Linked DNA regions of Homo sapiens: all the other regions are linked to region 1. A link is a loop called in an ENCODE intact Hi-C map of the cell type or tissue named here. Cell type or tissue: B cell. All regions are shown on one strand.

Region 1 (8,000 bases):
CTCTGTGCTTTATCTACAGCCATGGCATAGGAAGCAGCCTGAGACATGACACGGCTGCCTCATGCCCAGCTTGTTGAGTACCACGTGACCTCCCTGCAGGTAAGGACATTTGTCTGCATTATTTTCTGCTTGCTCAGGACCTGGCATGAAAGAGGCATTAGATACATATTTGCTCTTCTTGCATTTTTTTCATGATTAGGCATATTCTGTTTTGGCTCCTTGTAGAGCTCTTGGATTAGGTTCAATTTGCTAAACGTGTAAACCTATAAATTTTAGGATGCTTTTATCCAGAGCTGTTTCATTTCATCATCTTTCCAACCCTGGGAAGTAAGGGCTATTATATTATTATTATTATTATTATTATTATTATTATTATTATTATTCCTTCTTTACATTTAAGGAAGCTGAGGCCCAGAGAACTTCACAGCCAAGACCCAGCAAAGCCAAGCTGATGCTTGGATCTTTGATTGAAACTGTGCTCATTCCACCTCTTTATACTGCCCTTTAGAAAGGGTCAGTGATGGCCGGGCCTGGCAGCTCATGCCTGCAATCTAAGCACTTTGGGAGGCTGAAGCAAGAGGGTTTCTTGAGCCCAGGAGTTTGAGACCAGCCTGGGCAACATGGCAAAACCCTGTGTTTACAAAAAAATACAAAAAGTAGCCAGCCATAGTGGTGCACATGCCTGTGGTCCCAGCTACTCTGGAGGCTGAGGCAGGAGGATTGCTTGAGCCTGGGAGTTGAGACTGCAGTGAGCCATGACCACACCCTGCACTCCAGCCTGGGCAACAGTGAGAGACCTTGGAAAAGAAAGAAAAGAAAGGAAAGAAAGAAAGGAAAGAAAGAAAGAAAGAAAGAAAGAAAGAAAGAAAGAAAGAAAGAAAGAAAGAAAGAAAGAAAGAAGGAAGGAAGGAAGGAAGGAGGGAGAAAGAAAGAAAGAAAAGAAAGAAAGAAAAAGAAAAGAAAGAGAAAAAAAGAAAGGATCAATGAGATGGTAGCACTTTGACACACTTTTTTTTTATTATGCACTTTTTTAATTGAAGATAATTAGGAAACTAGGAAGAAAAAGCAAAATTAAATAAAATAATTGTAAAACTGAATGAGAGTTAGCTTATGAAGAATCAAAAGCACTTAACCAAGACACAGCGTAAAGACGACTGAACTAGGCCGGGCGTGGTGGCTCACGCCTGTTATCCCAGCACTTTGGAAGGCTGAGGCGGGTACATCATTTGAGGTCAGGAGTTCAAGACCAGCCTGTCCAACATGGTGAAACTCTGTCCCTACTAAAAATACAAAAATTAGCTGGGTGTGGTGGTGGGTGCCTGTAGTCCCAGTTACTCAGGAGGCTGAGGCAGGAGAATCCCTTGAACCCGGGAAGGGGAGGCTGCAGTGAACTGAGATCACGCCACTGAACGCCAGCCTGGGTGACAGAGTGAGACTCCGTCTCAAACAAACAAACTAACTAAAAAACCCACTGAACTAAAAGTCAGGATATGTGGTTTAAGGGCTAACTGTTCTTACATAAAATATACAACTTTGGAAATTGTATTCACACTTGCTGAGCCTTCGGTTTCTTATCTATAAAATGGGGTTAAAAATACCTACTTCATTGGCAGGCCATGGTGGCTCATGCCTGTAATCTCAGCAGTTTGGGAGGTACAGGTGGGATGATTCATTGAAGCTAAGTGTTTGAAATCAGCCTGGGCAACACTGCAAGACCTCATCTCTACTAAAAATAAAAAAAATTAGCTGAGTATGGAGGCACATGTCTGTAGTCAGCTATTCTAGAGGCTGAAGCAGGAGGATTGCTTGGGCCCAGGATTTGGAGGCTGTAGTGAGGTATGATAGCACCACTGCATTCCAGCCTGGGGCACAGATTGAGACCCTGACTCTAAAAAAAAACCACAAAAAATACTGTGTTCTATGCTCATTCCGTGGGTGACGGGATTTTTTGTGTCCCAGACCTCAGCATCATGTAATATACCCGTGTAACAAATCTGCACATGTTCCCCTGTATCTAAAATAAAAGTTGAAGAAAAAACAAAAAAAAATCTACTTTATAAAAGTGATTATGTGAGAACATAGTGTGGAAAAAAACATTTTAAATTATATCCCTATATGAGTGTAAGGCATCACTGCCATAACTTTGAAAAATAGTGTGTTTCACCTAGAAACACTGAACCTCCAAACAATCTAAACATTTAAATGAATGTATTTCAAATCCATCTATGTGAAATTTATAAAATTTATAATAGTCATGTAATGACCAAATTATATAGAGACTTATTAGTCAGATCAACCAATACATATTGAGTTCTCATTATATTCTTAACAATATGCCAGTTTCTATGTTGGGAATCAAAGAAATATACACTCCCAGTCTGGGTGTAGTGGCTCACAGGTGTAACCCCAGCATTTTGGGAGGCCAACATGGGTGGATCATTTGAGCCCAGGAGTTTGGGACCAGCCTGGGCAACATAGTGAGACCCAGTTTCTACAAAAAGTACAAAAACTTAGCCAGGCATGGCGGCACATGCCTGTGGTCCCAGCTACATAGGAAGCTGAGGTGGGAAGATCCCTTGAATCTGGGAGGATGAGGCTGCAGGGGGCCACGATTATGTCACTGTGCTCCAGCCTGAGTGATAGCAAGATCCTGTCTCAAAACAAAACAAAACAAAAACTACACTACCAGATCCTTTCCATAAGAAAATTAACAAATGACTACACATGTACTTATACATTCAAAATAATTTAAGTAATGAAACATTATATGAGAAAGTATACATTTTCCCCTTGATTTATTAATGCTGTCAACATTCAATACATGTCTGTTACAATTAGCTCTTGTGTGTGCTCTTACATTTGTGAGTCCAGCACCACACTTTCAGTTCAACGTACTGCTGGGACACAGGATTCAGGTGCACTACTACCAAGCGGGATCTTGATTTAGATGTCCTGACTTAGCAGTCAACTCCCTTTAACAGGACAGGGTAAAAGTGCAGTCTGTGTCAGCTCTATTAGATTTCCTCTTAATTAGCTTATTTTCACACAAAAAAATAGTTACGAAGAATAGTGTACAGTTTGGATAACTTTAAAAGTTATGTATCAGGTTTGGTGCAAAAGTACCAAAAATGGTGGTTGGTTTTAACCTCAATTACTTTTACACCAACCCAATGAAATGTTTGCTCCCATGACCCAGTGAAGAGTTAGGGCATCATCTTATTAGGATATCGCTCAGAAGCCTGGCCACTCTCTGGGCATCATACTCCTGAAAGAAATGGTCTTGCGACATCTACTGTTTTGGAATTAATTGACAGCAATGCATAAAGGTTTGTGTGGTTGATTTGTTGTACTGTTCTTCATTTGAGAATGAATTATACTATCCAAGGAATATGTTGAAACAAACTGGACTTTTTTTTTGTTTGGCAACCTATATCGTCAATCATTATAAGCACAAGTACATTCAAGAAACCATCAGTACTGTCTGTGAGGTTCTGCACACACTTTCCAGGGGATGCAGGCTCAGGGCTGGGCCATCAGGGGTCCTTCATCAAGAACAAGGGTGACCTCACAGAACCTTTTCTAAAAATTCTCTCACGGAAAGTCCCTTTTCTGTTTACACCTCTTGATTCCTCTTTGGCCTCTTTTGTTTCACAGCAAAACAGAAGTAGAAAGAGGTGCTCTCGTGACGGCAGTGCCACGTCGCTTCACAGACCTTTTGTGCTGACAGCTCCCTGGCCACTAATTAACTTCTAAGTATTTATGTTGGTGCAAAAGTCATTGAAAGTAATTGTGGTTTTTGCCATTTAAAGTAATTTTTGCCATTTAAAGTAATGGCAAAAACCACAATTACTTTTGCACCAACCTAATATTTAAAAGGCAGAACACCAGTTTTTGATAGAGTAAAATAATTAATAACACTTCACTGTAAATATTTTTCTCCTGTATTTCCTAGCACTGGATGAGTGTCTAGCCTCTGAGTCAGCTTTTACTGACAGTTCAAGCTTGGTGGAAAATAACTTCTAAAGAACAAGGAAACCAAATAGCATATGATTCCTAAGCAGAAATGAAGGGATTTTAATACAAAGTAGTTGATGTTCAGAGATCACTGGGACACAGTGTGATCCAGAATGGAAGTGGAGTTGGAGTCATGTATGTGAGGATGGGAGAGAAAGAGAGGATCTAGAGAGAAGGGGAGACAGTGAAGGATGGCAGAACAAGCGCATGCCAGGGAGGGTGAGCACACTGAGATACTCAGGACAGGGGCGCTTTAGGGGTACAGTAGCTGCCAGGCAGCAGATGGAGTACGGGGACTTGAAGGGAAGCAGGAGCACCAGCTGGGGGTCCCTACTGCAGTGCGCTACATAAGAGGTGATGGAGGCTTGCCCTCAGGTGGCGCAGACGAGGCCATGAGAAGCTGTTAGATTCAAGATATATTGATATATTCTATATCTCATTCTATTGATATATATATATATACACACATCAATATCAATATATATCTTATTCTATTGATATATATACAGAACAATATATATCTCATTCTATTGATATATATCAATAGAATATAGCTATAATATCTAATATAGAATATAATATCTCATTCTATTGACATATATTGACATATTGATATACTGATATATATATATATATATATTGATATATTCTGATGACTGTTTTTGTGTTGTTGTTTGTTTGTTCATTTGAGGCAGGGTATCTCTCTGTGGCTTAGGCTGGAGTGCAGTGGAACAATCTCGGCTCACTGCAACCTCTGCCTCCCGGGCTCCCACTTCAGCCTCCAGAGTAGCTGGGGTTACAGGTGCCCACCGCCATGCCTGGCTAATTTTTGTACTTTTGGTAGAGATGGGGTTTTACTGTGTTGGCCAGGCTGGTTTCGAACTCTTGGCCTCAGGTGATCTGCCTGCCTTGACCTCCCAAAGTGTTGGTATTACAGGTGTGAACCACCACGCCCCGCCTGAGATGACTGTTGATAGGACACGCTAATGAAGGTAAGAGAGGGAGAAGAAAAATAGATGACTTTATTTTGTGACCTGAGTAATGAGATAAAAGCCTGGGCTATTTCCTGAGATGGGAAAGACTGAAGATATGGCAGCATTTGGGGAGGATGTCAAAAGTTAGATGAGGACCAGGTGACGCTTTAACTCTATTAAATATCCAAGCAAAGGTGACTGCAAGGCATTTGGATATAAGGAGGTAAGGCACATTGAGTGTTGGCTAAAACAAGGCATACCTGTGACAATGGACCCAAACTCAGGCCAAAAAAATTGGGGTTAAGAGTAATACATTCAGTAATCAGATTAGTACAGTCAGACAAGAATTATTAATTTCTTGCCATGTCCAAAACACTGTCATAAGCCCCATGGGAGTAAATTAGGCAGTCCTAGAAATCAGCCTGGAGGAAGACACAGATGGAAACAATTCTGATACCAGGTATGCTAAGATATGTTTATAACAATAAAGCAAGCTCTATTGGTATGAGGGGACAGAAAGAGTGAGGTCTTTTGATTTGAAAATACCCCTTGAGGTAGGATTAGGGATAAACCTAAAGGATTGTGTAGACTAAAGGATAAGGCTTTTTAAACAAACAAATCACTTTAGCAACAGTGCACTTGAGGAGGTGCTTGTGGAAGGACAGGCAGGCTGATCGGGCAAGGATGTCGGGTGCAGAAGGTTTGCAGTGGCAGAGAGGGCAGGAGAGGCAGACCAGAGGTCTGATAAGGACTTTGGCTTTAATTCTGAAATAATGAGGAACCACCGAAGCCTTATCACTGGGGGATTTCCATGCTCAGGTTGTTGTTTTAGGAAATTGAAGAGAAAAGATGGACCACCATGAGGGAGACGCTACAAATACTGGCCTCATCTTTCCACCTGGATAGTTACCAGCAAACAGTGTGGTTCAGAAACTAATTCTAAATTCGTATGTGGTTCTTGAAGGCCCAGAAAGAGGAAAAATAGAAAATAGTAGAGGAGTTTCTGACTGAGTTATCATACAGCAAAGCCTAGGAGGTTGAGGGGATTGAAGGGAAGAAGTGGCCGACTCTGCCACGTTGGGGTTAGGGAAATAGGGAGTGTCACCAAAGAGGACACTGCAGTTATCTGAGTTAGGTGGTCTGGAGGGAGGACATTTTCCAGAGTCCAGGAGAACACAAGTCAAAGTCATAATCATCCATCTCTCCTATGTTGGGTTCATACCATTAGATAAAGTATGATAATATCACAACAATTTAGGTCAGAGGTTCAGAGGTTCTCTGAAATGAACCATTTCATAAAAAAAAAATAAAAAAAAAGGAATGTCCGGGCACGGTGGCTCACACCTGTAATCCCAGCACTTTGGGAGGCTGAGGTGGGTGGATCACGAGGTCAAGAGATCGAGACCATCCTGGCGATTGAAACCCTGTCTCTACCGAAAATACAAAAATTAGCTGGATGTGGTGGCGGGTGCCTGTAATCCCAGCTACTCAGGAGGCTGAGGTAGGAGAATTCCTTGAACCCAGGAGGCAGAGGTCACAGTGAGCTGAGACCACACCACTGCACTCCAGCTTGGCGACACAGTGAGACTACGTCTCAAAAAAAAAAGAAACATAATTTTCTAAGCATAATTTTCTCAATTTTTTAAGCTTATTGACAAAAATGTATTAGCCATAACACTCACTTATCTATGCAACAACTTTTTAGTTTTCTGTTCTCTTTTCTTTTTCTTTCTTTTATTATTTGAGCCCAAGCATTGAATACACAGTTACTTTTAGACACAAGTAGATTCAATTTTGTAGTGACAGCTGTGTTTCTAAATTGCCCGTCTTCGTTTCTCTTCAGATTCTTTATCTGTAAAATTAGCAAAGTGGCAATCTTCTGTTATGGCCCCGGTGGGGATTGAAGTGATTAGGTGACCACATACCTTGAAAACAGAAATTGTTTTGAGAACATTATAGCCTCAGGGCCTTACAGCTTTGGCCAAAATGGCCACAATAGGGTAATTTCCTTATTACTATTCTTTAATGAACCTAATTCTCTTAGGCAAGATTAGGGGAAAAAAAGAAGGGGGAGAAAAGTGAGAACAGGCAACAGGCTGCAGTGATTTCTTCTCTGGTTTAGTATTTACAAAAAGCCCATGGAGAAAACACCACCATAATGTAGAGAAGGGACAGATGCTCACAGAGTGTCAGATATGCCTGCAAGTCACACAGCTAGTTAGTGACACGAGGGCTGGGCGGGGTGGGGGACGGGGTGGAAAGGGGAGGAGGAAGGGGGAGTACGAAACCAATTCAAATCACAGTTAAAAACACCATCACTACATAGGCTTTCTAGGCCCAAGCCAGTCTATCATCAACATGAGGCATCCCTCAGATCCTTTTACAAAAATCGGTATTAGTTTACATATCTCTCTCAAATCTGAAGGTTGATATGATTTACCTTAAAATTCAGAGATCTAACAAGATTTCACCTATTGGGAGTTCCACAGTGACTTCTGAACATGCGAGCTGAAGGTAAATTATTCTTCTGGGTTCAGGCTGACTGTCTCGCTATCTCTTAAAATCTGTGTTGTTACGAACAAACAATCATCTAAGGCATTTATGAGTCGTGAGCTGTAATGTTGTTAAAACTGAATCACAGAGAAAGCATGGAAGACTCAGGCCCTGCGTGCAGCAGATGGGGTCTTAGGTACCCGAAGGGGCCTCGCCTGCCAAGGCTTAGTGTTTGTATATGAAAACATTCCTATGGTAACGGACCGAGTAAACACGAGAAAACAAACCGGCCAAATGTTATCGTTGAAGCTCTTCACTTCCAGAGGGAGGGTTTAGACTCCCTATTTCTCCACAACTTTTGATTACCAAAATGTGCATTCAGCTTTCTCGATTTTGTTTGGAAAGAAATGAATGAACAACAGCAGAAGCAACATCGGGGGAAACACTTGCCAGTGTCCTGAGCAATTCCTTTGGCTTGTTTATAACCAAATACAGCAGCGGGGCAGGAACACCATGACC
Region 2 (8,000 bases), 430 kb after region 1:
AGCAAGACTCTGTCTCAAAAAAAAAAAAAAAAAAAAAAAAGATAAAAGAAAAAAAGAAAAAATAGAGAAGTAAAGTTATAGCACAGTTTAGAAAGTAAAGACTAGAAAAAGAACAAATTCTACCCAAACCCATTTTAATAATTAAAATTTATTCAGTCAATATGCATTTTAAATTATATTGTATTAAAGTCAGTCTAAATTTTTAAAGATTAAAGCAACGTTTTAAATACTAACTGACTTAATTAGTTGATTCTGATTATATAAACCTTCATCTGTGCCCTAAAACTGTTTATTAAAAAGTACACTATAGCCTAGGCAACATACAGATACTCTGTCCCAAAAAAAAAAAATTAAAAATTAGCCAGGTTTGGTGGCACACCTGTATTCCCAGCTACTCGGGAGGTTGAGGCCAGAGGATTGCTTGAGCCCAGGAGTTTGAGGATACAGTGAACTGTGTAGACACTACCACACCCTAGCCTGGGTGACAGAGCGAGACTCCATCTCAAAAAAATAAAATAATATACAACATTGGAGGCCAACTTTCCAAGTCAAGAAGGAAAAGCCCAACCCTGCAAAGTAAAGAAATATGAAAGCAGTGATTCTGATATAGGTTAACTAAATAGGAAGCTACTTATATTATTCATGCCTCCTATAAAGGACTAATCTAGGAAAGATGTTGTAACTTTTATTTTAGTTTTCTTTCTATCATAGGAAGTTAAAAGGGCTGATGTTACCCACCAAATGCTGAATCCTCTTGTGCTGAATAGAAACAACAAATACTTCCATGCCTAGTATTAAAAAAGAACATATGCGAGGAGATTTGCTAACGTATGGTCAGGAAGACTTTATTCAGGACCATTTAAATAGGCATAGAGACACCGCTCTGGGGTGTGGCAGTGGGGTAGAGATTGGGCTCCACTTTGAATGCAGTGTGGGCAAGCGGGGAATTCACAGCCAAGGAGCAGGGTGGGGGTGAGTGTCAGGGCCAAGGGAATGCTGGCTACACCGACCTAATGGTTTCCTGCTGAAGAGAGGCCAAGGTGATCAGATACCACCTTGGTGGATGGTGGAGGAAGAGGAACCTGAACAGATATTAAAGGTGATCAAATATTGGAGGTGGGGGGTTCTTGCTAAACTGACTTTGCAGGGATTTTACAAGAAAGCATGCAGAGAGGCCTTGGAAAAGGTTCAGGGAGCTGGAGTACAGTTTGATCAAGCAAAGAATATTTGCTACTATCCAGCTATTAGAATCATGTCTGAGGCAAGGCTGTACTTTTATTAACTTTCAGTGAACTTTAGAACAGCTGAGATTTTGGCTGGGTCTCTACATTTGAGTGAATATTCATAGTACGTAGATACAGGAGCAGCCCAGTGATTGCTCGGTTTTTAAAATAAAAGGCCTTATGACCTGCACCTTTCTGACACTGGTTCCCAGCCTCCAAGCACATTCCAGAAGACTGAATACAATCTTGGGTACTTGATAAAACACCTAGTTGGGGCTCCGAACACTACACCCCCACATATGGTGCTCTGCCATGCTAAGGGGATGGAAAGGCTCAGAAGCAAGGTCTCTCTGACTTTCTCCCATCCTGGTGTCTTTCCTCAACCCTCATCTTCCAACTCCCTAACCAATTCATAGGAAAGAGAATTCCTCTTCCCCAACACAGCTCATAGACACTAGAACCCCTCTCTTCCAAAGCAAGCCATGAAACCTGGAAAGGTCATTCTCTCTCTTCTCCCTTGAAGATCCTTGTTCCACAGGAGTCCTGCCCTATACCTGGAAGGAAGGAATGAATGCATGCAGAGAATCCAAGAAGAACCTGAACAGGCAGGCCTTGCTGGGATTTCCCCTCACTCTATCACTATTAGATCACAGCCTTTTGTCTAATCACATTTCTACACAACTGTCCGTTCTTTATAGAATGTAGGCATAAAAATAATTTTCCTTGAGATTTTGGCTCTTCATTTCTGCATTACTCTGTGTCATGTAAAGTTTGATTAATAATTTTGTTATACTTTTCTCCTGTTTACCTGTCTTTTGTTACAGGAGTGTTCACTGTCATCCTCCTAATAGGTAGGGGATGGTATCACACCTTTCCGCCTTAAAGCCTCAAGAGGTGAAAGAAGGCCTATTGTAGTCATATGGCACAGGGCAGAGAATCTCCAACTTTAATTGTCTGGGATCTTGTTTCAGGCAGATAATTAGCAGGAGAAAATAGAGTCTGACATTGAGCATTTTAATGAGTGCCTGGGCAATATCAAGGCTGGTTGTAATATCAAGGCTGGTTGTTCAGGGAGCACAATGACTCTCTAAGCCTGGATTCCTCACTTGCAAACGAGAGTGGTGCTGCTCACAACTCAGGTACTATTTGGAGAATCAACAAGATTTGACGTGACATGATAAACCCAGAGAATGAAAGCCAGGAAGCATTTAATACATGCTACAATTTTTCCTTTGCTTTTAAAAAGTTGATTTGTTATCAAGAGAAGATGACAGAAATAATACCATTTCGTAACTTTCCATTCTTCACTTTGATAGTTTATCATATATGTGTTTATTTTTCTCATAATAATATACAGGAAACACATTATATTTTCCTAGCGCTAGTCAAATTCTATTTAAGTTTGTTAACACACTAAATCATTGTCAGATAGGGGTCATCATTAGGTTTCATTGGTGTTGGTCAAAGTGGACACTATTTCCAAGACAGCACTTTCCGCCAGAGATTGTGGCATTTTGCCCAATATCTGTTAGGCCGCTTGATGGCTTTTCACATGCCTAGTGAAAAAATTTTTTTTTCCTTTTGATTCTGTTTTTCTCATAATAAAAACTCCCTTTAAAATTGAAGGCAAATTTTATTTTATTGTGGAAATAATCCAGCTTGAGAATGAATCAATGCCACACTTTTTCCATGGAATGAAAGTATAACCTCGTTAGGCTTTTGTGTGTTTTCACAGATGTTGTTCTCCTTTTTTGTAGAAGTGAGCTATCAAAACCTTATTCTGCAGCCATATATACAGGTACAGGTTGAAGCTAGAACTCAGGATAATAGTATACTGAAATTTTTAGCAGCCTAAATTTGTATTTTAAGTAATTATGTCCACCCGTAAGGCAAATATTTAGAACATGTCTGTGTTGACTGGCCCTGTCGACCTCCTGATGGGACTTTTAAGACAAAATGAACACATTGTTTCTGCTCCCTGTGCCCTGAGGGTGGGAACCAGGCTGTGATGTCTTTAAATAGTCACAGGTTGTATCTCTAACCTTTGTGCCATTTCCTAATGATTCATACCCCCAACTGCAGCTTTTGAATAGCTGACAAGCTCAACTCTTAGTGATATAACTTTTAATAACATATATTCTTATTACCTAGGATTTTTTTTTTTTTTGCCATAAAAATACATGGCAGTAAGTTTTTATCCCCCTCCCTAATATGTGAATAAAAATAAAGAATTTTTTAATTAAAAAAACAGGGGTGTGTAGTCCTGAATGGCGTAGTTCTGAGGCTCTCTTTGTTACAACTGTGTGTTAAAGGAAGTCTACCAGGAGCTTGAATGTATATGTTTTAATACTGCTTTGTCCCAAACCATTTTTGTACCTTTTGTATCATGAATTATTTTACATGGCACAAAATAGAAGAAAACGATTAAAACATTGGAGAGAATAATGTCCGTCGTGGTGTAGTGGGAAGCAACAACATTGAGAGCAGAACTAGGGTGACCAACTAGACTGCTCCCATTTGTCCAGGATGGAAGAATTTCCCTAACCGTGGACGTACAGGAGGAACTCCAGGATAGCTGGTCGCTTCGGCTGCCAGCCTCACTGGCGTCAAATAAAGGCTCTGCATTTTACCAGCATGGAAACTTCTGGCAAAGCCACTTCTCAGAGCTTTGGTTGTCTTCTTTATTAGCATAAATACTCTTTATGATTTTGTTAAATTAAGCATGGAATAAAGTGTTCTGCTTACATATTTTAAGTTTGCCTGAAAGGTTTCTCCATACATAGTGGGCTGTAACCTAACTGGATATGTGAACCAACTGTCACCTCCTCTTGTAGCAATCAGTTTCTGCCAGTCAGAGGTGGCCAACTGTCCAGACCAGGCTCAAATAAAGAAAACGCAGAACTGTAACCGATTGGGTGTTTTTACATGTCACTTCCGTCTTCTGTACCTTACTTCCATCTTCTTTAACTCATTTCTATTTTCAGTACTTCACTTCTGTCTTCTGTACCTCATGACCATCTTCTGAACCTTGTTCCCTCTTCTCTATCACACTTCCGTTTTCTATCACTTCTATCTTCTCTAACTCATTTCCACCTTCTGTACTTCACCTCTGTCTTCTGTACCTCGTCATCTTCTAGGCCTTCTTCAGTCTTCTGTGCCTCATTTCCATTTTCCTTACCTTATTTTCATCTTTGTACCTCACTTCTGTTTTTCATAAATGACTTCCGTTACCTGTTACTTCCGTTTTCTCCACATCACATTCGTTTTCTGTACCTCACTTCTGTTTTCCTTAACTGATTTCCATCTTCTGTACCTCACTGTTTTTCATAACTCACTTCCGTTTCCTGAGACTTACTTCCGTTTCCTCCACCTCACTTCCATTTTCTGTAACATCGATTTTCACAACCTCACTTCCGTTTGTTATACCTTATTTGCATCTTCTGTATCTTACTTTTTCACTACCTCACTTCTGTTTTGAGTAACTCACTTTCATTTCTTATGATGTACTTTGGTTTTCTCTACCTCACTTCTATTTACTACACCTCACTTCCGTTTTCATTACCTCATTTCCATCTTCTGTACCTCACTTGTTTTTCATAACTCACTTCCATTTTCTGTGACTCACTTCCATTTTCTCTACCTCACTTCCGTTTTGTCTACCTCACTTCCGTTTTTTCAACCTGACTTCTGTTTTCTATACCTTACTTCCATTTTCAGTGACTCACTTCTGTTTTTTATACCTTATTTCCATCTTCTGTATCTTACTTTTCACTACCTCACTTCTGTTTTTCCTATCTCACTTCCATTTCCTGTGACTTATTTCTGTTTTCTCTACCTCACTTCCTGTTATTAGACCTCACTTCTGTTTTTTTACCTCATTTTCATCTTCTGTACATCACTTGTTTTTCATGACTCTCTTCGGTTTCCTGTGACTTCTGTTTTCTGTACCTCACTTCTGTTTCCCTAACATCATTAGCATCTTCTGTACCTCACTTCTATTTTTCATAACTGACTTCCGTTTTCTGTGACTTACTTCCGTTTTCTCTACCTCACTTCCGTTTGCTGTACCTCACTTCTGTTTTCTGTAACTTCCGTTTTCACTACCTCAATTCCGTTTTTTATACCTTATTTTTGTCTTCTGTATCTTATTTTTTCACTACCTCACTTCCGGTTTTCATGACTCACTTCCGTTTGTTTACTTCACTTCCGTTTTCCGTACCTCTCTTCTGTTTTCCTAACATCATTTGCATCTTCTGTACCTCACTTCTGTTTTTCATAACTCACTTCCGTTTTCTGTGACTTACTTCCGTTTTTTCTACCTCACTTCCGTTTTTCTACCTCACTTCTGTTTTATGTACCTTACTTCCGTTTTCACTACTTTACTTCCGTTTTTATACCTTATTTCCGTCTTCTGTATATTACTTTTTCTCTACTTCACTTCCGTTTTTCATAACTCACTTCCATGTCCTGTAACTTACTTCCGTTTTCTGTACCTCACTTTCGTTTTCTGTACCTCATTTCCGTTTTCTGTACCTTACGTTTTCACTACCTCACTTCTGTTTTTCATGACTCACTTCCGTTTCCTGTACATCTCTTCTATTTTCTCTACCTCATTTCCGTTTTCTCTAGCTCACCTCTGTTTTCTATATTTTCCTTCAGTTTTTACTACCTCACCTCTGTTTTTTATACCTTACTTCAGTCTTCTGTACCCTACTTACATTTTCACTACCTCACTTCTGTTTTTTCATAAATCACTTACTTTTCCTGTGATTTACTTTGATTTTCTCTACCTCACTTCTGTTTTCTGTACCTCACTTTTGTTTTCTGTACCTCATTTCCGTTTTCTGTACCTCATTTCCGTTTTCTGTACCTCATGTTTTCACTACCTCACTTCTGTTTTTCTTAACTTACTTCCGTTTTCTGTACCTCACTTCCATTTTCTGAACTTCACTTCCATTTCCCTTACATCATTTTTATCCTCTGTACCTCACTTCTGTTTTCCATAACTCACTTCCGTTTCCTGTGACTTACTTCCGTTTTCTATACCTCACTTCCGTTTTCTGTATCTCACTTCCGCAATGGTCCCCACCTTGCCTGGAGACCAAGCTTTCTTTGCAGGCCTCATCAAGTGTGCTTGTGGCTTCATCAATAGTAAGTGCTATTCTCATGGTTATCTTCAGACAGAGATAAAACCATCAGTCTTGTTCTCAACTCTGCAACTTCTCTCCAGCAATCAGGTGCCTCTGGGGGACAGGTTGAAAGTCACACCAAGTCTGCTGGTTCTACACTAGCAGAGATGAAGTTTGGGTTGACAGATTCCCAGTGAGAATGCCAGCATCTGCTCTTCAACATCCCATGGCTGACCAGCTCCTTTACCTGCTATATTTTGTTAGTGTGCTTTTACTTTCATCTTTTCATAATAACTTGTAGTGTACAGATTATGGGACACTCTGCGGTGATTTATTTTTAGATCTTAAGAAACTAGACTTAGATTTCTTCAACTATTAAAAATCACAGAAACCAAGGCTATGCTTTCCATCACATTGCTGTAAGCCAGGCAAGCTCGGGAGTTAGGGCCTGATGTTCTTTCAAAACCTTGACTGTCCACAGGCATTTGCTTTCTTTTCAGTGAATCTCTCATCTGAGCTCCTGCTCATGGTAGTCGCAACTTCCATTTATTTTGTGGTCAGAATAGGAACCACTGAAGACAGCCTGTGGTCATTGTCTGCTGAGCAGTGCAGAACAATCTATTAAGCAGAATTCTGTTATTTTAAGGAGTTGAAGGCCCATAATTCTCCTGGCATGTTTTCACACAGTTAATGTTTCCAGGTATCTCGGCGTTGTTGAGTGTAAGCTGCTGTGATAGCTTATGCCAAACTATACTTGCCGTTTCCTTCAGTGGCCAATTTTTAATCCACTCTCTTATGCTGATATAGATGTTCTCTTTGTTTTCCTTTCTGACACAAGCAGGAAGTTTCCAGAGCCCCAAAATAAGAGAGCAAATGACTTACACTGCTTATTTCAGTTTAGTTAATTTATGAATATTTTCATAAAGTTTGATTTTCTGTGAACCACTTAAATTTAGTGAGAATATTTCCTTCTGTTCCAAAGTAAATAAATGAAGAAAGCTGGAGAAACTCATACCGTCTTTCAAGTAAGGAGAAGAAAACCGACCCATCGATTTCTCGTAATTCTATTCATGCTATGTCTTTGATGGGCTTTTAAGGAGCTGTTGTAACCCTGGGTTTTGAGGGCAGTGCATTCCTTTTAAAAAATATGATTCAACCATTAGAAATAGGTTGGAACTTCAAATACCTACCAGCTTCCTCCCATCGATTTTGCATTTTCTCCTAGGTTTATACAACATTAATTAGCCTAGCTTTGCTTTTTAGAGTAATATATTGTGGGTGGCACAACACTGCTGCCAAGCAGATTTGATGACAAAGAGGAGAGTGGTTTATGTTGGATTTGTATTTTAAGGGAAAAAAATACTTGCTATTCTTTGTCTCTCCCTTCTCAATATAATCAAAATTTAAAAATGAATAAAGCCAAGACAAAACAAACAAGGTAGCAAAACACCCCATACTATTATTCAAAGGATCTTAAAAATGTGAAACAATGACCCACTCTATGCCATTTACTTGACTATTTTAAACAGAAAACAAAATGTAGAAATGTAGAAATGAACAAAAATGGAACCTGAGGAACAATGACAGTGTTTTAAATTATTTCCATGAAAGTCCATGCTTTTATTTTTAGGCAATCCTCTTATGTACG
Region 3 (8,000 bases), 140 kb before region 1:
GTTCCTCTCCGCATGGCCCAGCCGCTGGGCTCTGGAAGCTGCAGGCAGGGTCCCTTGCAAGCCGGTGGCCTCAGCCCCATCTCTTTACTTCTCTGCAACTTGTTTTCTCTATGTGCAAGCTGTGACTAATCACACCTCCCTTCAGGGGATTTTCACAGGTTTCATAAGTGAAGTAAGTGCCTATTTTCTTTCTTTCCCTGTGTGTACCTTGTATACCACAGATGGACACGTGTCTAAAATACCTATTTTGTCAGTCTTTTCCTCCAACTCAGAAACACCGAGAGCCCTCCCCAATCCCAGCATTTCTATCAGGAAAAGGCTAACATGCCACCGGCAGCAAAGAGCTCAGTGTCACCAGACATCATTTTGCAGATAAAGAAAGGAAATCCCCGGGTGGCTGAAAATCTCCCCAAGTATGGGCCCAGGGACCTTGATGGGTCAGGTCTCACTGCATCCTGTCCCACTCTGTCCCAGCAAACTTTCTTCTCCAGTCAAAACTGGTCTCACTCTCTGAGGAACACCTGTGCCGACACTCAGGCACAGCCTATGGGGAACACTGCTCCCTGCCCTCTCCCACCCAAATCAACACACCTTCAAAGGAACAGAACACTTCTGCGCCTGGCAAGGCTCCCTTTCCTCTGCCTCCTCCTTCACAGAGACTTTGGGATTGTCCTCTGATGACAGAGTGCCCTGCCTCCTGATGGAGTGACGCTGGGATTAGAGGTGGGATGGAGGATGCCTGCTCACACCTCCCAGATCATTCACCAGGGGGCAGGGCCAGGCCATCATCCCACTGCGTTCATCTTGGCCAGGTGCGATGGCTCACACCTGTCATCCCGGCACTTTGGGAGGCCAAGGCAGGCCAATCACTTGAGGTCAGGAGTTTGAGACCACTCTGGCCAACATGGTGAAACCCCCTCTCTGCTAAAAATACAAAAATTTGCTGAATGTGGCGGCACGTGCCTGTAATCCCAGCTACTTGGGAGGCTGAGGCAGGAGAATCACTTGAACCTGGGAGGCGGAGGCTGCAGTGAGCCAAGATCGCGCCACTGCACTCCAGCCTGGGCTACAGCGTGAGACTCTGTGTCTCAAACAAACAAACAAACAAAGTTTGAAACCACTGTGTTCATCTCACACCTTGCAGAGAGATATATGCCCAGGATGGGGCTGAATAAAAAGCTAATAATAATAGCCACCACCTGTGGAGAGCTTCTCTTGGACCACGCATTCTGCTAAGTCCTTCTCTTGTATGAGGTAAGTACAATTATTAACCCATTTTACAGATGAAGAAAGAGAGACATACGCTCTTCAGCAAACTGCCCAAGCGCATGCATGTAGTAAGTGACGGTATTGAGATTCAAGTCCAGGCAATCTGTCAACCACGCACATGCTACTAGGGAGGGAGGGAGAAGGGGAGGGAGGAAGACAGAGAAAAAGGAAGGAAAACAGGAAAGGAGGAAAGAGGGAGGGAGAGAAAGGAAGCAAAAGGAAGGAAGGCAAAAAGTGAAGGAAGGAAGGAAAGAGAGGGGAAGGAAGGAGAACAGGAAAGGAGGAAAGAGAGGGAGGGTAGGAGGGAGAGAAATGAAGTAAAAGACGAAAGCAAAGCATGGAGAGCAGAAGGAGGGAGAGGAAGTCAGGAAAGGAAGAAAAAGGAAGGACAGGGAAGAAGAGGGAGGGAAGAGTGCTGAGAAAGTTGATTTAACAAAACAGATTTTTGGTCTCCACCTGGAAGGACCAGTTGTGCCCAGAGAACCTTCTCTGTCTCCTCTAACCATGGGATAAAAGGAGATTTCCACAAGAGCGGCTCAGGGACGCAGCCCATCTCTTAAGAAGGAGGCTCTGAGAGGTGAGTCCAAGGGTGTCTGTTCTGTGCGATTTTGAGGCTCTGCAGGAAAAAATCCTTAGCAGAATCCGAAGGGATGGAGTCAGGACCAAGTGACTTTGAGGGCCAAAAGGGAAAGTGGGAGGTCCGTGGTTTAAGGACAGCAGAGTCAAGGATGAAAAGATGCCTCCTTGCGATAGTCCCCAGGTTAGTTCTTTTTGAAATGAGTTTTTAGCCCCGATGTGACTGAGAAGTAAGGGGCGAATCTGTGCAAACACCGCGTTGTGTCCGCCCGGCTCCCAGTGCTCCCAGGTCTTTCTGGAGCAGAGCGGTTTCTGCGCATCACGGTCCCACCATCTGGATAAGAGGAGGTCCCGAGCCTGAGCTACTCTGGGGGCCTCTGGGTGCCCGGGGCCAGCGTCATCGGCTGACACTGCCACCTGTTCTCATGTCCCTTTTTGTTTCTTTTCCAGGGACAAGACCATGGATGCAGCACATGGCCACAAGGCAGTTTCAAGATGCCCATGTCAGGCAGAGGATGGCTCAGTGGTCTCTAACCCACCTAACATTTCATGAACTTTACTCCTGGTCCCGCTCCCAAATTAGACACTGGAGATAATGGATCACTGTAAGCATAAAAGGGGCTTTTTGTTTTCTTTTACAAATATGCCTAGATAATTCTCAGATACACCTGAGTAACAGCACACGTTCTCTACCTTTCAGACCTGTTGAGGGTGAGAGGGAGACGGTTAATGAAAGGCTGTGAGAACGCGATGCACAGAGTCCAGAGAACTTTTGAGATCATCATTCCCACCTCTGAGTTCCCAGCACTTTTTTTTCCAAAAACCGTTTCATACTTAACTAAGGAATCTGTGCTTAATTATTAGCATTAAGGAGAATAGTGAAGGCTAATTGTGGCCAGCGTTTTATTCTTCAAGGTGCAGAAAAACATACATTTCCTTCCTTCCTTCCTTCCTTCCCTCCCTCCTTCCTTCCCTCTCTACTTCCTTCCTTCCTTCTTCTCTCTTTCTCTCTCTTTCTTGCTTTCTTTAGCCTGTGCAGGAGTCAGACTCTGTATTGCATTTAGAATGAAGATAAGTCAAATTTTTAATCCCTGAGCCAAACACATCGGGTAACTTTCAAGTTCCCCAGAATCTTCTGATTTTCACTTGGGTTCAAAACCACAGTTCCACATGCAGTTGAAGTGGCATTTTCTTCCATTGGCAACTTCTGCATTTGGTATCAAACCTTTGGTTATGCACAGAGCTGAGGGAGAGCAAACCGATTCTTCACGCATGTTCCACCCTTGGAGCACTCACCCCTACCTCTAGGAGAGCCCCTAAAATGAGCTTGAGTCCTCCATCCAGAAACGAACCAACACTTCTCACAGAGAAGATGGCAGGGCCTCGTGCATCAGAACCCCAGCCAATCAGGACTGCAAATAAATACCCAGAAGCTGGTCTCAATGATGCGCTTGGTATAGGAAATGAAAGACGGAACCAATGGTTTCAACAAAATGAGAGCAGAACTGAAAGTCTGCAAATAAAAATTACAGGTCCTTCATCACAGCTTTCCCTCCACACAGGCCGTAAGAAAACCATGCAGTTCTCTAAGAGAATGTTTTTTTTTTTTTTTTTCCAAGAGCTCTTGAGTCATCTTGGTTTCTGTCTCTTGATGTAGAATTGACTCTGAAAGCAATAAAATAGTAAAAACACCTCATTCCCCTGCTTTGCATGTAATGGACTAACCAGGAAGATAAAATGTCCCACTTCCGGGGCTCTTCACCTGACATCACCTTAGTTTGAAGTTACTTAGCTTGGTATTCTGGCATATTTTAGAAAGCAAAAAGCACCTTAAACCTTAACATTTTGTGTCATTTCTAGGCCAAACACTTTGGGGCTTTTAAAAAAAGTACACCAAGATAAAGTCATCATTGACTCTGTTGAAAGAAATGGTAGGCAAAAATAAATAAATAAATAAATTTGACAAATGTATTAAAAATTCAAGGCTAAATGGGTTGAACAAAAGATTGGAAGCCGAGGTAATCTGTGAGAGATCCATGCCCAGCTGGCTAAGCTTTTCATCCTTCGGTTCTTACCCCTGACTTGCTGAACCAGCATGGTTAGAAAATGTGGGCCACACACACAAACAACGTTGAAATTCCTTGGATGTCAAGCTTTTGATTCACGCCCATTCTGTAAAGCATTAGGAGGTCAAAGGTGTATGGTTTTCTGCACTTTGGAAAAGAAGGAGCTGACCATTTCCAGCCTTCAGTGCTCTCTTTCATGCTAATAATTGAGCTGGAATTCCTGAAGAATGACACTGGGCGCTGAGGTTCGTCCTGGGAAGTAGGGGTGGGGTTTGTACCTGCAGTTTGCATAGGATCCTCCCACTGACCTGCCTGTTAGAAAGGACAGTGGCTTCAAAATCTGTTTGTTGTTCATTTGTTTTTCTCCCCATAGAGAACAAGGTGAGTGGAGGTATCTTCAATGAGAAGAAAGGCCTGAGCTCCCATTCTCCTGTTACAAACACACCATGTCAAATATTTTTCGAGTCAATATGTTTTAATAAGTGCTCTTTATTTATTGGGGCTACAATACTACAGTTGAAATTGTTTGCAGACTTCATTGATTTTGACTGGAGGTCCCTGGAAGGCATGGTGGTTCCTGCCTCAGCAGAAACTTGTGTGGCAATAGGAGTGGAGGCCAGAGAGTCCTTAGGTCAGTCCCAAATTCCCTGGGAAAAAAAGGGTTAACTGTCCCTGCATTGAATTAACTGTGGGGATAAAACATTTGTGAATACCATGTACACACATAAAATTGCCCCTAAACAAATTATTCTGGAGATACGTTATTCTAGCAAATGGTCATTCGCACAACGCACACAGCACAGCTGTCCTTTCTGGGTTCGTATGATTCAGAAGGTCCCAGCTGAATCGTGACAGCAGGTGCATAAGTGGCCTCGAGCTTTTTCCTCATTATTTCCAGCAAACCCCGTCTCTGTCTACTTACCTCCTTCCTTAACAGCCTTTTCCTAACCAATTCTTTCTGCTCCCCTAGAAATATTACATTCTGCAAATGCGAAAGGAAAAGAAATGGGTATCTGCTCAGTGCCGATTTCAGAGAGTATCTACAAAGCTTTTCTCTTTTGCACAGATACTGCACTGAAGACTCGGAGGGGTTGAGCCGCTGGAGCCACGCAAATTCAGACACCTCTTCCGCCCCAGGTCACTCTACTCGCCCACGCTGCCTGCCACACCCATCCGGTTGTGCGGGACACTCCCCGCGTTTCTTCAGCGATTCTTATCGGGCTCCCTCCTTGTTCAATAAAGGTGAAGGGTGTGGGGTTTTCTGTGCATACGCTCAGGAAGTTGAGTCCCGGTGAAACGTGTCAGGTTGCCATTTCCCAGGCTGGAAAGATTTTCCCAGGACGGGTATGAATAGACGATGAAAGTGCACACTCTTACCCGGCTGCCCGACCCAGGTGCCAGGCTTCTGACTCAGGACCATCTGTGGGTGCGAGTGCAGGGAGGTGAGTCACTGCAGCCTTGCTCAGTCCCCCTGCAGAGGTCAGATCCTGGGCCCCAAAAGCTGCTCCAGGATGAAAGCCTGCTCTCAGTGAGACTAAAATCCTGGTCATTTGTGTTCTGCAGTCATGAGCATGTAACCCTAATGTAGAACAACAACTTAGCCAATGACTATTTTTTCTGTTCATGCCACAGTACCTGAAGGAGAATTGCTGCTTCTCTTAATGGTGCCTGCCACCCAACCCAATAGTTAGCATGTGAACGTCTTGCTTGAGATCAGCTTCTGGGTGTAAAAATAAATTTAAATATAGAAAATTCAAATAACACCCATTCATTTATCAAAGATCTCAAATGTTCTATGATCAAGGCAAAAATCTAGTAGCCAAACAGAGGGTTCCCTAGCTGGTTTGACAGCCACACAGAAGGATGGTTTGTACACAGCCACTATTTTTCTAGAAGCCAGGGTAGCTTATGTTTGGGACATATATAAAATACAAGGTAAAGGCTCTTTGATTTGGGGAGGGATGATGGGAGGGGAAATAAAGGCATAAACATGAAGTAACAAGGGAAGTCAAAAATTCAGGTAGATAAGGCGAGAGCTGACGCTGTTGCAATCCATTCTTCATTCCCCATACGTGAGTTGCCTGAGGTTTCTGAGGTCACAGAAGCTGTGATGAACATGATTCAGTAGGAAGCAAGCAGGAATAGGAGCCAGAATCCTGAGTTCTCCTCTCAGCTCTGATGCTGACACTGTGATCTTATTATGTAAGATTAAATAAAAATCGTGTTTTAGACACGTAGGCAGAGAAAAAGTCACCATGCTGAAATTGGCCAAGGGACTGAACAGAACCTGTTGCGTAGGATCTTTTCATGATTCTAAGTTCTACAGGAGTTAGACACAATATCTGAACGGTCTCAGGTCTCTATCTTTAAGATACTAGAACTCAGGATTGAACTGGAATTTGAAGCAGAATACTCTGTTTGCTGAGTGCTGAGTTCTGCCAAGAGATAAATTTTTCTCCAGCCTCTGCAGACAGAGGCACCCTGAGCTCCTGGGATCTGGGGCAGCAGCCTCAGGGCTGTCCTGGATTTGAACGGCAAGTACAGAATTGCACCCATCCTCTCAGTAAACCTGAGCAGTAGACATCCCCATGCCCACTTTAGAAAGAGGGAGGTTAAAGCTCCCATGTGTTAATCAGTTCTCATGGTTAGAAACTTCTGGAGCTGGCATTTGAGAGATCTGTTGGACTCTGAAGCACATCTGTCTTCTCATTTAAGCCCTGTTCTAGGCATTTGCCCATACAGGGTGTGAGACTGGGCTTGTCAGTAACGTCCCTGCACTTGTAGAAACAGGACAGAAGAGGCTGCTGGCATGGGCCACCACACAGGCAATGGGCTAAGAAAGAACAGTCAGGATGCAAGAGAGAAATTTCTCCGAGTTCATAACCAGCCGATTGTGCAGGTGCAAACTTTGTGATCTGTGCACACCAAAGATCATTTCCGTATTTGCCTTGTAGCTGCCACTGTTGTTGTTTGCTAGGGAAAGGTGATAGTCCCTTGAAAACCTGTTCTGTTGCCCTGAGGCCACTTGATATCCAAAGTTTTCTTCATCCCTCAACCACAGCAAGCACTGACCCTCACAGTGACAGAGTGTGGGCAATGCACTCTGCACTCCTGAGTTACACAAATAAGGATTGATTTGATCGTTTCAAAACAAGGAGGTCACTGCAAAATTCAACAAATGCTCAGTAATGCCATTTTCTTCGCTGAGAGCTCCTCCTCTGCCAGCAGTACATGTCCCTCTCTAAGAAAAGGACTCTCAGAAGTGGGCAGATCGTAAGAGCTATGACTGATGATGAAGCAAAGATGAAAATCGTCTTCATGACTTGCATGTGCAGCAGAGGAAACCACAAGTTATTCCCTGCAAGCCGGAAGCGGGCGGATGTTTTCATGGCCAAAGCCAGCAGTCCCCATTTCTGTCTGTCATATTTTAGGGTAACTTGATGGAAGAGAGGGAGCAGGTGGCAGGGACAGCAAAGCACAGGCACCTTCTAGAAACAGTGAAGGGCTCAAGACATCCTGAGAATGCCAACTGGGTGCATGTGTCTGCTTTTGACCCACCCCAGATCTTTCTGTTTCTGAGTCCTGTACACCTGCAACAAGGGTAGGAGGGTAGTTTTTTAAATCGTTTTCCCTGTTTTACAAAGAAGAAATTACAATTACAATCTGGATCCCATGGGGCTGTGACATACATCACCCACCTTTGTGCCAGGACTGGGGCTAAGCTCCTTGCAGATACAATTTTTAATCCTGACAATCTTCCAGCACATTTGCTATCCTCAACCCCAGTTTTACAAATGACAAACTGAAGCAGAGGGAGGTGATGAAGCAGCTGCATCATATTTGAACACAATTCTCCCAGTTAAAGGTGCATTTCCATGCATTTGCTCTTGAGAGCTCCTCACCAACTCGCGAATTTAGGAAGATGAGAATTTCTCCTTCAGATACGTAGTGTGTTGGCCCACATCACAGAGCTAGTAGGGAGCTGGGTTCTGGAACCCAGGCCTTTGAGCTTCGGTGCATTTAATTTGTTGCTGAGATCTGAATATTTCCTTGTGACTGATCATGAAAACGTGATGAAATGGAAAAGAG

Evidence for each region. Peaks named below come from ENCODE experiments on the same cell type or tissue, not always from the same donor. Only the 100,000 strongest peaks of a DNase experiment are listed, where the experiment ranks them.
Region 2: it touches region 1 in a loop (17-fold over the local background); 4 of 110 quality-filtered maps call a loop at or near these places.
Region 3: it touches region 1 in a loop (7-fold over the local background); 2 of 110 quality-filtered maps call a loop at or near these places.

The regions. Positions count from the first base shown.
Region 1 is chr10:3,898,967-3,906,966 of GRCh38, forward strand. No RefSeq gene overlaps it. Among named protein-coding and RNA genes, the nearest start is that of LINC02660, 9.1 kb to the right of the region's middle. RefSeq lists enhancers at 3,164-4,212, 3,435-3,724. In B cell, a CTCF peak has its summit at 3,521; DNase peaks (open chromatin) are centred at 3,565 and 5,765; H3K4me3 peaks cover 1,467 bases; H3K27ac peaks cover 4,945 bases.
Region 2 is chr10:4,328,121-4,336,120 of GRCh38, forward strand. LOC105376370 (a long non-coding RNA gene) reads left to right here and starts at 6,338. Exons shown (of 3, transcript XR_930589.3): 1 at 6,338-6,374; 2 at 6,454-6,611. In B cell, CTCF peaks have their summits at 4,887, 5,093 and 5,350; DNase peaks (open chromatin) are centred at 4,891, 5,131 and 6,121; H3K27ac peaks cover 2,902 bases.
Region 3 is chr10:3,758,041-3,766,040 of GRCh38, forward strand. It overlaps LOC105376361 (a long non-coding RNA gene), which reads right to left and starts at 10. Exons shown (of 3, transcript XR_930578.4): 1 at 1-10. LOC105376363 (a long non-coding RNA gene) reads left to right here and starts at 2,262. Exons shown (of 4, transcript XR_001747332.1): 1 at 2,262-2,450; 2 at 4,978-5,353. RefSeq lists enhancers at 1-7, 3,041-3,140, 4,556-5,755, 7,782-8,000. In B cell, no CTCF peak of the experiment used is centred here; DNase peaks (open chromatin) are centred at 181, 3,321 and 6,741; H3K4me3 peaks cover 2,467 bases; H3K27ac peaks cover 2,475 bases.